Linked DNA regions of Mus musculus: region 2 is linked to region 1. Evidence: chromatin loops called from intact Hi-C (ENCODE). Cell type or tissue: left cerebral cortex. All regions are shown on one strand.

Region 1 (8,000 bases):
TTCCAGACCTGCTTCTGCCTGATGTGCCCTCATAGGATTGACCTGTGCTCACATTGCATCCTTGGTTCAGAATGCCTGAAGACTCCCATTTATCTATGCCCATAAACTCCTTTGAAACCACCGGCATAAAGTCTGCAAGCACTCTCCCTTCTTGTAAGTATCACTGTGCTTTAAGGTTTAAGTACATTGAGTGTTCTTGAGTCTCTTTATTGGAGTATGCTTTCTAAGTATTTTCCAGTGTACAAAGGTCCATTTAAAAAAGTCTCCATCATTCCATTAGTGCTCTAACCTTCAATCACTCAGCTTAAAGTCCTTTTGATAATGAAGATGTGGCATGGCCTCTTGTGCTCACACTGAGAGGCTATAAGGGAAGAAGCCTCAGGAGGTCAGCTGATACATGTGTTCATTTGGAAAGCAATTTCTGCATCTTCTGGAGTCTGTAGTGAACTTGGTGTGGTCTCAAACTCAAAACTTGGGACCTTTAATTTCTAATCTCACAGAGCGCATTTTAAGGAGGCTCTGCCCTTCCCTGTTGGTATGGGATGAGAGTTGGAATTTCCATTTACTGTTTTAACTGACCAGATGGAACAGTTCTAATGGTGCCTTTCCATAGTTACCTCCAGATCAAACCAAGAGACTTCTACAGGGTGTTGGGAGTGACAGGGATCATGGGCCTTCCCCCTTCATAAGCACACTCTCTTAGTAAACTCGTGGTCCTTGAACAGGAACGTCGTCTTGGTCTCCATTAATTTCTCTCGAAGTCTAAGTCTCTTTGAGCCCCAGCCTGCCTCTAAAACTTACTCTGTAGACCAGGCTGGCCTCAAACACACAGAGATCTGCCTGCCTCAGCCTCCTCAGTGCTGCGATTGAAGACGTGCTCCACCTGTGCTATGCCTGGAAGAATCTTTGGGGTTTTTGTTTGTTTGTTTGTTTGGTTTTTTGCTAGTGGCAGCTTTCTTGTTTTGTTTTGTTTTGTTTTGTTTCCTTCAGCATTCTGCATAGAAGAGAACTCAAGAGAAATTACTTTTAAATAGGTTAGTGGCCTAGGGTCAGCCAGTCTATGACGGTGCAGATCCATCTTGCAGGTTTTCAGGGAGCCATGGTTATATAGGTTAAATAGAGGAATTTAGCTATGTGACCATAGTGACATCATCAATGTGATATATTAGTCAAATAAAGTACAAGTGTATACATCAGGAGGATGTTGCTCCCTACAGAACCAGGTGTCCCAAAATTGTGGAATAAATGCCTCAGAGTCTTTTTCTTCAGGTAATGGTACTACCGTAAAGGAGACAGTGAGTAGCTTTAAAACATACAGCTTCATACATATTTAAAAGCTGCTATCTTCAAATAACCCGCTTCTTGCAGCAGAGGAGTTTGTGAAATTTTAAGATATTCTATCAGTTTGTGCAAGTGTCGTTGGGAAGCAGAGAACTCTGGGTACGCTTCAACATCAGGTGCATTGGAGTTGTGGAAAGAATCTATGTGATTCCATAGAGGGAGGAGTCACATCCAGACGGCCCAGGGTGACCTTTGAAAGTCTGAAAAACCAGTCCTCTCTAATACTGTCAAGGTGACTTTCCAAAACCTCAGCAATCGTACAGTGATCTTTGTATAACAATCTGAGGAACATTCACACACACACACACACACACACACACACACACACACACACACACACAGAGGAGAGAGAGAGAGAGAGAGAGAGAGAGAGAGAAAGAGAGACCTATCTTCAGTCATGGGAGAGCATTGGGCATTTTAAGCTGTTTTTTTTTTTTTCCATCTGCTTCTTCTAACTCCTTAGAAGGCTTGCATCCTTACAGCAGTGCATCCTTACAGCAGTGGGGCTATGAAGATGGTAGCCTACAAGCTGCTGGAGGGGGAAAGGGAGCATGCGTGGGGCTCCTCAGATGCCCTCTAGCTGGTTGTCTGCAGTGATTTGACTCCAACCTAAGCTTGGAGTATGATTGTTCTGTGAGCTGACTCAGCCCAGGCTCACTGCAAATGGCCTTTTCCTTGGGGAAGTCCTTGGAAATAACCAGTGACAATTGTTTAACACAGGAATTACTGAAGTGGTGGCAATAGCTGAAGTAATAAGACCTTACTAAAAAATACCTTAAAAAGGAAAAACCAATTCTTTGCAGCAATGAAACCCAAACCAAGACACCTAGAAATCTTGTGAGCAAACTGTCAAAAGACAAAGTGTGAATTCTGTTGGCAGTGAGGGGAAGGTGACCCATCTTGTTTACTGAAGTGTCAATAGGGTTAGCAGCAGATTCTGAATCATTAGCTGTGGTGTTCCTAGGGCAGTGGGATGGGACCCAGAACACTATGGGAAGACTATCAACCAACAGTGGTGTAGCCAGCCAGCTAAGCCTTCAAATAAACTAACATACTTCCAAGTACAAACTAAGAATATTTTATAAAGCCTGTTCCAGCAAGAAATACCAGATCAAAGGAAAACTGCAGACAGTTATCTGCTTAGGAATGTAGCCACAATGCTTCCATAACAATACACCAAGCCCAAGAACCTAAAGACAATTATATACCATAGCTAAGTGAGACTTATTTCAACAATGCAATGGGGGTTTAAGAGAGGCAATCAACCTGGATAATATATAATATTAAGAATGTCTGAGAAGATATCACAGAAAGAAGACCTTAGGGAGACATGGGGATTAAAGGCATCTGGATACTGTGGATGGGATTCCTGTGTGTGTGTGTGTGTGTGTGTGTGTGTGTGTGTGTGTGTGTGTGTCTGTGTGTGTCTGTGTCTGTGTGTGTGTGTGTGTGTGTGTGTGTGTGTCTGTGTGTGTCTGTGTCTGTGTGTGTGTGTGTGTGTGTGTGTGTCTGTGTGTGTCTGTGTCTGTGTGTGTGTGTGTGTGTGTGTGTGTGTGTGTGTGTCTGTGTGTGTCTGTGTCTGTGTGTGTGTGTGTGTGTCTGTGTGTCTGTGTGTGTCTGTGTCTGTGTGTGTGTGTGTGTGTGTGTGTGTGTGTGTGTGTCTGTGTGTGTCTGTGTCTGTGTGTGTGTGTGTGTGTGTGTGTTGGAACATAATAGCTAAAGGTTAAGGAAATGTGAAAAAAGATTACATTTTAGTTAGTCCCATTTGTTAACTGTGGTAAGTGCATCATGCTGATGCAGAAGGCAACATCAGAGAAGCTGGGCGCTGGCATAAGGGAGCGCTGTGCTCTCCATGGCTTTTCTGTGATATACATCAATTCTAAAAAGAAACATTTACTTGTATGGGAGGTCACAGATCTATCCTGCAAAGACTGAGTGAGAGGACCGTGAAGGTAGTGAGAGTGCCTTCCAGCCCTGGGCGTCCATGTCAGGGCAGATGGCGATGTGAGCACGAGAGTCAGCTTGCACTGACATAGTGACGAGTGCCATGCCTGACAGTCCTAGTTCTCTGATGGCAATCTGGGACTGTTCTCAATGCCTGTTTTTAACCACATAAAGAACTTGCTTTTGCATTCTCTCACTTTGACTGCACGGACCAACCTGTGGGCTCTGCAACACATATGGAGGATTTAAAACAGCAAACTTCAAGCTGCAAATGATCTCATTTTAATGGGTTCCACAGCAACGTGAGCAGAGTAGGGGGAAGCCTTCTGTCCATTCACTCTCCTTCTGTCCTTTAAACTATCAAACCCACCTGATTCCTTATTTTTAGTTAAGGAGGGCTAATTTGAGAGGGATTGTTTAATTCACATTTTGAGAAATATGATCCTGAGCTTTGGGGCTGTAATGATCTGTGGGACAAAAAAAAAAAAAAAAAAAAAGTGAGACAAGTGTGATTTTTTTTTTCCCTGCAAAATTAGGTCCTGTCTGTGGGTCACCTGACTTAACCTTTCCTGCACTCCTCCATCACACCTAACTGCATCTCAAAAGATAATTATCAGAGCCTTCAGCTTTGGCAGAAGGCAGAGTTCTTGTGCAAATGATAGTATGTCACATCATTAACATTATTATAAATGACAGGCAGCTAAACTTATACCCAGGGCAACGTTATATATTAATAAGTGAATTAATAAGCCAGTGATCAAGAAATTACATGCCCCGTTGACAAGCTGGATAGTATCTCTCTTCATGACTATTTGCCCAACACATACAACACAAACATCTTCAGTGAGGCCATAGAGCTTTTAAGTGCTGACCTTACAGTCAATTCTCCAGCCAGACTAAAATGTTGCCCTTGCTAAGTGCATCCTTAGCCACTAGAGGGCATTAGTTCATAAAATGCTCTGGGCCTAAAAGGGTACTGAGAGACTGAACAAGGGGACTTGGGAAGCAGATAAAATTCAGCCAAAATGATATTTTATTATTTGTTCTTAAGTGAAGCACATTGGGTCTAAAACCCCGTCTTCCCCACGGACACCGGCACATCAGGAGGGAGTCTGCTTTCCTAGGACAGGAGTCATGATAGATGTGAGGTAGGAGTCGAACCCAGGTCCTTGAGAAGAGCAGCTGTGCGCTTAACTGTTAAGCCATCTCTCTAACCCCTCTCTATGTGAATCTTAGTGAGAAGCTTTTCTGTAGAAAAGAATTGAGACATAAGGCTTAAAAATCAATGGGGGACAAACTGCCCTTTAACGAATATCAAACTAGGAGACTAGATTCTATTTTGTAATTTCTAGTACAAAATTCCAGGGAGATTAACATTTTTAACTGTGTTCTTTGCACCTACCAGAAGCTGAACCACAACTCCCCACCCCCAGATGCTCATTCTTTTCATTTCAAAGTAATACCTGTTCTGTGTGTTTCCATTCATATATGTCATATGTGCAGTCATCCCATACATGTGAGCATGTGGATCTGCATGTATGTGTGTAAATACCTGTAGAGGTCAAAGGTCACGGTCACAGTCAAGCGTTCTTTTCTACCTTGGTTTTGTTCCTTGAGCTCACTAGTATGGCCAGACTGGCTGGCCAGCAAGTGTTCTGTCTCTACCTTCCCAGCAATAGGGTTTTGGACATATTCCAGCATGATCAGCTTTTATGTGGGTACCAGGGAACCCAGCTCAGGTCTCTATGATTGTGCAGCAATTTCTTTGCCACTCAGTCCTTCAAAGCCACATTAAGGACAGCTTCTACCAATCTCTCAGAGCTTCTTTGTGAGTGGTAAGAAGTGGGCTTTGAGTCCCTTCAGATCCACTCAAGGCATGTGTGATGGGCCAGGTCTGAGCAGGCTCTTTGCCTCTTCAAATAGTGAAGCTTACAGTGGAATAGAGGATCCTGTCCTTAGACGGGCATACAGGAGCTTGCATTTTCTGCTGGCTCTGTGCCCACATGCACAACTTCCTTGGCCTTCAGGGGACAGTACTGCTAAAGCTGCCTCCAGGGAAAGTTGCTACAAATCACAGGACCCGCCACCACACGCCAGTTCTCAGTTAGCAAAACCCCTGGGCTCCCGATACCCCTTTGGGTCAAGTTAGTCACAATAAGTGAATCTTTATAACTTTCCTGTTCATTGCTTCTTCATCTTACTTTTCCAAAATTAATTTATCCCTTTTAGGCAGAAAATTTGCTAGCTTGGAGTCTGAGAAAAAGGATTATAGGGAATGCTTTTTAGAGACCCATTTTTGTTTATATTTTTGCTAGAATAAATTAAGTTTGCTAATGTTTATTCCAGAGAGAGAGAGGGGGAGAGAGATTGAAATCCTTAACGGATCATAGGTAGCTCATTAAAATTGAAGATATATACCTGTGAGAATCTTGTCTGAAAATCTGAGACTATGCCTTGTAAAGTGTCTACTATGAGCATGTGTTCTGGCCTGGGCTTCCTATGATCAGGCCCATGGAGAGGGGATTTGCCCTCTTGCAGCAGGTAGATTTCAAATGCTTATTAGCCAAGCCTGCAAGCACAGCTCCAGTGAAAACCTGCTCTCCTGTCTCTTTTCTCCACCTGCTGTTTATGTGTATGTCTTAGATTCCTACCTGAAGCCTTGCCTAAGACATTTTATTTGCCCAGAGATCGCCTCAGAGAACCACTAGGGAACAACAGTCTGTGGCAACATGTTCTTCCCTAGCTTGTATTTGCTGCTTTTTTCTTGACTGTGACCAAATCCTTGATAAGAAGCATCCTAGGAGAGCAAGGGTTTACTTGGCTCACAGTTGGAGGAGTTACAACCACCATGGTTGGGAAAGGCGTGAAGGCAAGAGCTGAGGCAGCTGGTCACATTATACCCACAGTCAAGAAGCAGAGTGTGGGCAGGAAGTGGAATTGAGCTAGCAAACCCCAAGGCTAGCTCTCAGTGACACGCTTCCACCACCAGCAAGATTCACCACTTTCAAAAAACAGCTAGAGACCAAATGTTCAAACACTTGCCAGTGGGAAAGTTTCACACCCAAACCCCAACATAGCTCTTACCAACTGTCTACCCTCATCGCCCAAAGAAAGCAGCAGGCAAGTTGGACCACCTAGAGACCATCAGAGACCATCAGAGCCCCAATGCCCAGAGGAGCATCCTATACATGGAGTCCAATATCTGATGACCTCACTGAGGTCTGGTTTCTGCTAGTCTCTTTGAATATTTTAGCCTTAAGCCAAACCAATTGTGTGGATCAGTATCCGATAAGCCACATATGCTTTGGCCTTCTTTATGTCTCAAGTTTCTCCCTCCTATTTAAGTCAGCAACCATTTCCCCTTGGCAAAGTCCTAACTATGTTCAGAAACCACTTTGATGTTAATGTCACCCCATGGGACTCTTTAGGCTTCCAGGTGCCCAAGCTACCCTTTATTTGAACTCTCAGTCTATCTGGGGATTCGCTGTGTTAACATAGTAAGAGATCCTCTCTGCAGTCTGCAGGGAGAGAGGAAGGACTATGTCTTGCCATTTCCCACAATTATTCTTGGTGCTGGTGGGGTGAGCATGAGCATGCATGCATGGAGCTGTCTGGCTGGGAGAAGGCAGGATAAAGAGAGAACACTGGACTTAGAATCTCTTAGCAAATAGTCTAGCTCCCTCTTTCCCCAGGAGTCCCTGTTAACAAGGACTAGAACCTGCAAGGTATCCATCTGTCCATCTTTTAAGGACAATTGTATAAATATCTGATGAGAGAATCTTTCTTTCAGATGTGAAGACCCTATGTGCCAGGTTGTCTGTGTGATATGTCACTACAAAAGTTTGTTGCTAATACTGAGCTGAATACAATGTGAAGGGACAAGTGTATGGCTCCAGCAGGCCTTGCCCTTCTTCCACATTCCCTCTGCCTTGCTAAAAATCATTAGATTACATTTCCTAAAGAATAGATCAAGGTCTATTCCTTTATTTGGCCTCTTCCTCCTCCTGAAACTGACAACCAAGGTCTGTCTATCAAAGTAGTGAAGCTCCAGCAATCAAAAACCCCCTTTGGATCATCTAATTAATGTGTCCAATTAAAATTAAACATCTCATGTCAACAGGGTATTTCCTCTTTTACCTTGATAAACCAGCTTTTTACTATGGGCCATTGCTGCCTGCCTTCTCTCTATCCAGAGCAGTTCTCCCTTCCCCTTCCTCCTTTTCTCCTCTCTCCCTTATTCCCTTTCCCTTCTCCCTCATTCTCTATCTCCTTGACTTTGTCCCTTACTCCTGCCCTCTGTTCTCTTGGAGCAACTAAATCTCCTTTGTGCTGAGAACTTGGTCTCAGGGGTCCTGAGCTGATACTGTTTCTTACGCTATGCCTTTCATTGAAGTTCTATGATCTAGTCTTGTACGCAGATAACATGGGAACCCTGCCAAAGCCCTCATGGCTTCGTGGCTTACCTCACCACCTAGGAATCTGGCAGTGCCACACTGGAAGGAATCCAACCCACAAAGCAGAACATGCCACAAAAGCCAAGTGGGGGAGGGGGGGAACTGATCACACCTGTACTCAGGGCTTAAGGATCATATCCTGGTCCATGTGTGATTCTAAAACAGAATTTATTCTCTGATTTTAAGTTCTTTTTTAAAAAAATTTACAATGTAGGGCTGTAGAGATGACTCAGCAGTTTAGTCATTAAGAGTCCTTTTTCT
Region 2 (8,000 bases), 220 kb after region 1:
GGGGCAGGAGAGTGACCACTTACTGCCCCAACCTCTTTCTTGTGTAAGTCCTAGAATTGATTGTGGTAATGGTTGGTGCACCACGTGAGTCTACTTTTAAACTCTGAATTGAATACTTCAGATGCCTGAGTTCTATGGCATACAAATCAAATCTAGAGCATTTTCCAGGACATCAGAAGCCCAATGTGTAGGACCCACTAGTGGCTGACCTTCTTGCCCCCACGGCAGAGGTTTTCAGAAAGGTAAAGGGCAGCACTGAGGCCGGCCTGTTTCTAAAAGGGTCTTGGGAATCAGCCTTGGGGAACTGGGCCCTGGGCCTGTAAGAGCAGGTCACACTGTCTTCCTGTGGGTCATTGTGAGGCCAGCTCACCTGAGGCCTTGGGGAGACAGAACTACAGCCTAGGCATGTCTGGATTACCAGTCAAGACTCTGGGGAGCTCAAACTTCCCATTTCGCACATAAGAGATAGATTAGGAATTAGAAGCCCTAGGTGATGTGTGATCCCACATTACTGGCATCTCTATGCGTAGATCAGTCATTGTGAATGACCCTATTACCTGTCTCTTGTAACTTTATCACCTATTAAATGAAAAGAATGACCCAGACCCCTGCTGTCCCTTTCCAACAGGCTAGATCTCCAGACAGTCTGTCTGGGGGTAGAGGATAGGATGTGAATCCAGGGTGTGCCCAGGTAAGGGATTACAGACAAAGTCCCCAGCTAATGGTGTGGCTGGAGATCCAGAAATAGATGCCTCAAGCAAACGCACTGAGAACCATCTGGGCTTCGTGATCCAGGAAGAGAAATGCAGCTTTGGGGACAAGTGTCTAGGAAACTAAAAATAGAGATATGCTAAAGGTCACTGATTATTCCTATATCTTTCTGTGGAACTCTTAGTACAGAGGCACAGCATCTCATTGTCATGGAAACAGGAACACTCCCTGATTCCCAACATCACATGCCACACACAGGTTGTCAAACCAGGCTGTTCCATCTGGCCATGGCAAAGTCACAGAGCCACACCACCAAACAGTCTGGCTCCCCACCTGTCACCTTCTTTCTGCTGCTGTCTATGTTGAAGTCTACCATGAAAAGGACCATGGGTGTGGCAGTCTTTTCAGCTTCTAATTGGGTACCCCTACACTCTGTCACCCCACTGTGAAGGGCTGACTGGACAGTGAAGGGTTTAGAAACAACCCCATTCTCTCTTCTTTCTTCCTAGTTCAACCTCCCATATCCTGAGAAGCCATCTTCATTCTTCCAAGAAAAATTTCCACAGTATGTCAGACCTACCTCTTTCCTTTCTCTATGCATTCCTGGCCACGATGCCTATTGTATAGGAAATGTTCTGCTTTGCATTGCTGGATGCTTCTCTAATGTATGGTTTCCTCACCACTGTAGCACACCTCACCAGAGGATGACCTCAGCAGGAAACTCTCCTCATAGTCCAGGGACTAGAAGTCTAAAGGTGACATCAGGGCTGGTTCCTTCTGAGACCAGGGAGGATGGTCCCAGGCCTCTTTCTGCTGTTGGCAGTCAGTGAAGGTCATTTGGAACCTCTTGGTTTATAGCAGATGCATTATCTAAACCGAAGCTTCCTAAAGTGTGCATTGCTATCCCAGTTGTAATATAACTAAAAAGAGATTCATGAAAAACTGGGTAACACAGACAGGTTTCTGCTTCACAAACAAAAGTTAGTGGAGAATCAAGCATGCAGTGAAACCAAGCTCTTTCTAGAAGCATTTCTCAGTGCTGCAGACATGGCATCACTTCAGCCTTGATTCTGAGCACACAACATGCACCCATGCTGTGTACACCATCTCTCCTTGGGAATGCTCTTGGAGTTAAGAGACTGTGTTCTGAGCTGCAGGCCTTTTAGTGCCTACACATGGTTTTCCACTCTTCTAGAAGCAGAGGTTTACTTCCAGAAAGCAACAACTTTCAGCATTCACCACCATCTCCCTCAGTATGCAGCTCCAGACACAGCACCTCATTTAGTTATCTTGTGGTGGTGTGTTGATTGTAAAAACTGCTGTTTCATTTGCTGACTTGAGTTTCATATAAAAACACTAAAAGAAGTTTTGGTTTGGGATTAGGATAGACTTTCCAACCATTTCTAAAATAGCCCTAAACTTATCTCTGCCATTTTGTACTGTGTACTTACTCAAAGCAGTGTTTTGAGCATTAATGATTATACAATCAAAATATCGATTAACTCTAAGAAGTGTCGAAAATGCCCTATGTCCTGAAGCATCAAGTTTTTAGCCAGGTTGTATTTTTTTTTTTTGTTGTTGTTAAAAGAAGCACATCTCATTAGTATGTGCAATGGGTCAACAGACACTTGGGTGTGTCTATGAAGGCGTTTCCAGAGAGACTTAACTGAGGAAGAATAACTACCCTGAAGATGTGCATCACCATCCCATGGGCTGTGGAATACAATTAAATTAAAAAAAAAAGAGTGAGTAGAAGTTAAGAATGCATCCTTCTGTCTCCTGCCTCAGGATGTGATGTGAGCAGCTGCCCCACACCCCTACCTCCTGCCTCAGGATGTGATGTGAGCAGCTGCTTCACACCCCTGCCTCCTGCCTAAGGATGTGATGTGAGCAGCTGCCCCACACCCCTACCTCCTCGCCTTCCCACCATGATGGACTGTATCTTTGAATCATGAACCCAAATAAACTCTCTTTCATCCAGTTGTTTTTGTCACAGCAACCAGAACATTAACTAGTATAGCACACAAAGTTAAAAATTACATTCTAAAGAATTTTTTAAAGCTAATACATTTAGGATTAACTTCCATTTGTATACATATTTTTCATACTTACATTGGGGCCATGTTAAATTTGCTCTGGTAAAAGTAGGTTGGAGTGGAGAAATCAGAGAGAAAGTTATAGAGCTCGTCTCCATCTGCACAAAGCGCTGCCATGCTTTGTCTAGCTGTGAATCTGAATGAATCCTTCTTTGTACTAGAACAGATGTCAGATGGACTGGGGCCCATATGTACAAAAACGATGTGACCTGGGCAGGTGACATCTCTAAGGCAGGCCAGGAGTCTCTGTGTGAACTGTGGGTGAACACAGCCATGCTCATAGCAGAAAGGCCATTGCTTATCTGACTAGACATGAAGCACAGGCTGCTGGTGTGCTGCCCCTAGAGGCTGAGACTGAAGATGCTATGTTGTTATCACTGGATCAGCAAGGCAAAGGATGCTTCCAGAAGTCCCTCCCTCCCATCTAACCACCTCTTCTACTCCCAAAATCATCAGAAATGCCACTCTCTCTGTTTCTCAAAGGATGCTTTCCAGCTCTTCCAGGGCTCTCCAGTTTCCATCTGGCAGACCTCTCTCTCTCTAGATTCCCTCTCACACCAGTTTCCTTCTCAGTGAGAGAATTTTAGCCACTTTCCCCCTTCAAAACACAGTGGCTGGCAGTGCCTTATTTTTATCACCAGCAACAAGGTTGGTGATTTGTCACATAAATAGTGAGAGGAACTTGAGAGTCTCCTCAAGATGTCAGCACTTTGGGTTCCTGGCTTCTCTGCTACTCCCCATCATTTATTTCCATCTGCAGTCCTTCTGCAATGTGTTTAATTGAGCTCAGATGTGTTGGGCTGGCTGCTGCCTATCTTCCCTGTGCTTGGCAGCATCAAGACACCAACGAAGAAGGAGAAACAGATGCTTAATGTGGGCCATGCAGGTGTGATGTGTGAAGGCTATTAAAAGCCTGGACAAAAAGAACACACACACACACACACACACACACACACACACACACACACACACACACAAAATCTCCTCCCTGCCTCAGTGAGTGAGTGTGTGTGTGTGTGTGGGGGGGGGTAGTAAGAGGATATCACCAACTATTTGTTCCTGTCTCTGAGTGTCTTTTGTTATTTACTGTTGTGGATATCATCCTTGCTGGCTCACAAGCATCCATGGATTCTGTTTCCATCTGCACCCATTGTATCTCACTTCTCCCTTTCATGCCACCATTGTGTTCTATCCAACTATGGTTCATTCTCAGTCCTGATTTCTGCCACTGCATCCAAAATACAACATGAATGGATCTTGAGTCACCTGCTGGGTGAGGATGGGGGTCCTATCACATGGCCACCAGGCAGTTTCATGATAAATTTTCCTGATACCTCTGTTGGCATATTTCAAAATCTTCAGGGTATGTGAGCAAGTTAGTTGTGGTAATTCCCACAATGGTACCTACGCAAAAGCATCACAGAAAGGGCAAGAATGATGTAAAAATTCACGTGTGTCATTAGTCTTTCTAAGTCTTTCAATGAACCTGAACCATACTCAGAATGAACCTACTGTCTGTACTTCTTTCCCCATCACTAGTCCCTCTGCCTCTGAAAGGACTCAGTGCTGGGGCTTCCCTCTGACTTCAGGTCCATGTCTTTATGGGTGCTTGACTGGCTCTGTCTCCTGCTCCATTGGGTGATTGGCCATTGAACTTATCTTGCCACAAGGCCTGTGTTGACCATCTGATGTCAGCACAACCCTTGTGCCTAGCTCTGCAATGCTGCCTACCCGCCTGATTTGAGCACTACTGGCTCTAACTTCTTGTGTAGGGTTCATGCTGCTCTCTGGTAGAACTACTTTTCCTTATTCCTATTCTTGCTGTTTCACTGAGAGATCCCAGCCAAAGTGTCCTGCTGCATAACACTGTGATTCTGGCATTTCAAACTGATGCCCTTCAAGGAGCATAGATCCCCTTTGGGACACTTAGAACATGCTCACACATAGTGTCAGGAGCCCTGAATTATGACTCTTGACAGATCTTCCTCCTTCCCCAGCATCCTTTACTGTGTCTTGGACCACAAGGGAAGGAGACACTGCCTAGGTCATGGTGATCATCTCCCTTCAAGTGATGATGCCCAGCCCTGGAATTTGAGTACTACTGGCTCTGGCTTCTTGGGTAGTGCTCGTGCTGCTTTCTGGTAGAACTACTGTTCTGAATGGTGGTGCTAAGATCATGTGTGACTTGCATCAAACATCAGAAGCTACCCACAACCCTGAGAAGAGAAGATTATATTAGGAACCTAGGGTTCCAACATTGTTCAGGTTCAAAGCAGAGTAGAACATAATGGAAGAGCTGGATGGAGAAGAAGAATCTGGATGAGATCCATAGTCTGAATCATAAGATGCCTTACAAAAGTCAAAACTGAGAAAACGCTAAGTAGCTACACTCTACACTGAATGGGGATCATAATGTATTTTCCTTCATGACAATGTGGATGTGCATATCATTTTAAACACACACACACACACATGTTAGTGTGAAATCTGTTACATGGTTATCACCCTTGTTTAGTCTTGATGCTCATGTAGGTGGGGCTCACATGCCCAACTCCTGGCTGAGGAGCTGTTGGCAGTTGATGGCTACTGAGAGGGAGCTGGAGGGAGTATGTGAGAAGTGAATGTGACTGAGGTATGCTGTGTACTCACAGGAAATGTACAGGAATAAAGAAAAGCAAAACCAAGCAAACAAAAATAATGGGTTGTTTGGAGCAAAATTCTTGACAATTGTTTTTGTTCCTCTCTTACAACCAAGTATAGGTCTTTTCATAGATAGTAAATACACTGTAAATGATGAAATTAATTAAACAAGAGTATCACCTAACAAAGGAAAGACTCAGAGGAAAGATCCAGTGGCTGGCCGGGGGCATCCCAGCAGGCAGGGCTTCCAACTCTAGTGTTGGAAGTCTCCTTTTGGTATCTTCCACTGGCACAGAAATCACCCCTGATCATCTACAAATAAAAAGTGTTAAAGTCAGCCTGAAGTGCACTCTGGGAATTACTGGGCTCCAAAAACCAATTTGAGAATTATTGATCTGAGGACCCCATTGGATTATTAGTTCTATTAGACTCAGACTGCAGAGTTTGTAACGATAGCTTTTGAATCTGCTGTTCCTAGCAGGGTAAGGAAAAGAAATCCCTTGGGGTAATTCTGGATGGGAGACAGCTCATCGCTATTGATTCTGCATCCACTTACTTTCCTCCTGAAATTTCTAAGCAGGTTAAATAAATTGCAACTGTGAGGGAAAAGAGAGCCAAGATCTGGGATCAAAAGTATCCCAGAGGGCCCTGGACCTCCCAGATTTTCCTGGTGGTCTAAGAGGTGAATAGAGGTACCTGCTTACAATTCATAGGGCCACTGTCTCATCTGGCCCATCTCATTTGTGGGTGACAGCCTATCATAGTCCAGAGGGTACAGAGGGGCCAAGGGATAAAGAAGTGTGCAAGTGGATGGGAGAGGAACCTTAGGGGAGAGAGGCCAGAAACAGAATGAGGGGCTAAGTGACATTAGACAGAGATGAGGGACAGGAGGAGAAGCTGACAAATGAGAGGGAGGGCAAAGCATGGGAGAAGGGACTGGCAGGAGGAGGAGCCAAAGGTTAGGAAGATGGCTTGGGTAGGGAAGCTGGATAGTGGGGAAGGACTCACTTAGGGTCCTCTGCTAGGATGTTTTAACTGGATTTACTCCTGGTGTGCTGCTAAGAACAGGTAATCCATGTTCTTCTCTCCTAACAACACACTTCAGGACAGAGTGAAGAGGCCCCACACTGGGCAGCAGGTCAGAAGTTCTCAAACCCAATGCCTGAACAGCAGCTCCTCTTCCCCTACCCCAGTCCAGCAGCCACCATTTCACTTGCTTCTTCTCTGAGAAAGACCATTTCAACTCTTAGATCGAGTAAAGTCCTGAAGTACTTGCCTCTGGATCTGACCCACCCAACTACACATGTCCTTTACTCATTCATCCTAGGACACAGGGCAGGGTTTTCCTTCTTTGCAGGGCTGAACAGTACTCCATTATTATGTTCATGAATTTCTCCATCCATCCACCCATCCACCCATTCACCCATTCACTCACCCACCCATCCATCCATCCATCCATCCATCCATCCATCCACCCACTCATTCACCCATCCATTCATCTATTGAGGTTATTCGGGGCATCAGCATATCTTGGCTACCAGGAGTGGTAGGACATTGTAAATGAATACAGAGCACAGCTCATCTCTGAGGTTCAGATGATTCCCTCTGGATGGACACAAACACAGAAGTGAGACAGCTGGGCCATATGCTAGTTCTGGTTTTAGTTGTATGAGAAAATGATACACAAGGAAAAGATGTGAGAGGGTATCTCTCTCTCTCTCTCTCTCTCTCTCTCTCTCTCTCTCTCTCTCTGTGTGTGTGTGTGTGTGTGTGTGTGTGTGTGTTGAATGTCCTAACTCATTCTTTGACAAGTGTTAGCCCAAGTTCCATCGTAAAATCTATCACTCCATCTGCCTTTTCTATGAAGTGCCAGGGATGGAACCCAGAGTTCCTTGCTACTACCCAGCCCCAAGGCAGACTTCACCTATCTGTATTCTAGCCCCTCTGAAAAGAAACCCTTTGCTTAACATTTTATAAATGATTCTCAAAAAACTTGTATTTTCTGAGTGTATTTTTATTTTTTCAAAAATCAAGGGATAACAACTGTAAGGGCAATTTATCACGTATGATTACTTGCTCTGAAGTCAAGATGCTTTCAAAAGACTTCCAACTAAGGGCCAGTTGTCTGCTGCAGATACCCCTGCCCCTTCACTGCAGGAAACTGCCGGCACTCATTGGCTCTGCACAGTCAAGCAGCCCATGTTCAGTGCTGCTTAACTTGGGGAAGTTTCAAAATCCATTGAGGGACTTAAGAGTGTTCACTCTCTGATCATTGCTTAACTTAATGTACACAGCAAATTTAATGAGACAGTTATGTCTCAGTTTAATGCTGTGTTTTGTGAAAAATAAAGTATTGAATTTGATTTGGGGAACATGGGGGCATGTTCCAGTACACAGAGGGTGGGCTATCCCCACAAGTGGAGTTCTGTGATCACTCAAAGTACAAGATGGAGCTGTTGCCTGCATCTTGTCTCTTCTCAAGCTGGTGTCTAGGGTTTACCTTGTTAGGTTGATTCCACATCATGGTGTCTTTTAACTTGGTACCTCTCTCCA

What was found. Hi-C counts contacts between places; a loop is a spot of excess contacts. Peaks named below come from ENCODE experiments on the same cell type or tissue, not always from the same donor. Only the 100,000 strongest peaks of a DNase experiment are listed, where the experiment ranks them.
Region 2: a loop joins it to region 1, with 2.1 times the contacts of the local background. A loop is called at or near these places in 2 of 42 quality-filtered maps.

Annotation. Positions count from the first base shown.
Region 1 is chr5:27,412,993-27,420,992 of GRCm38, reverse strand. The region is part of intron 3 of Dpp6 (dipeptidylpeptidase 6); the gene reads right to left. Among named protein-coding and RNA genes, the nearest start is that of Gm52769, 83 kb to the left of the region's middle. In left cerebral cortex, a CTCF peak has its summit at 4,220 (motif pointing right); DNase peaks (open chromatin) are centred at 4,242, 4,913, 6,256, 7,719 and 2 more places.
Region 2 is chr5:27,196,327-27,204,326 of GRCm38, reverse strand. The region is part of intron 1 of Dpp6 (dipeptidylpeptidase 6); the gene reads right to left. Among named protein-coding and RNA genes, the nearest start is that of Dpp6, 150 kb to the right of the region's middle. In left cerebral cortex, a CTCF peak has its summit at 3,155; DNase peaks (open chromatin) are centred at 931, 3,527 and 5,204; H3K27ac peaks cover 330 bases.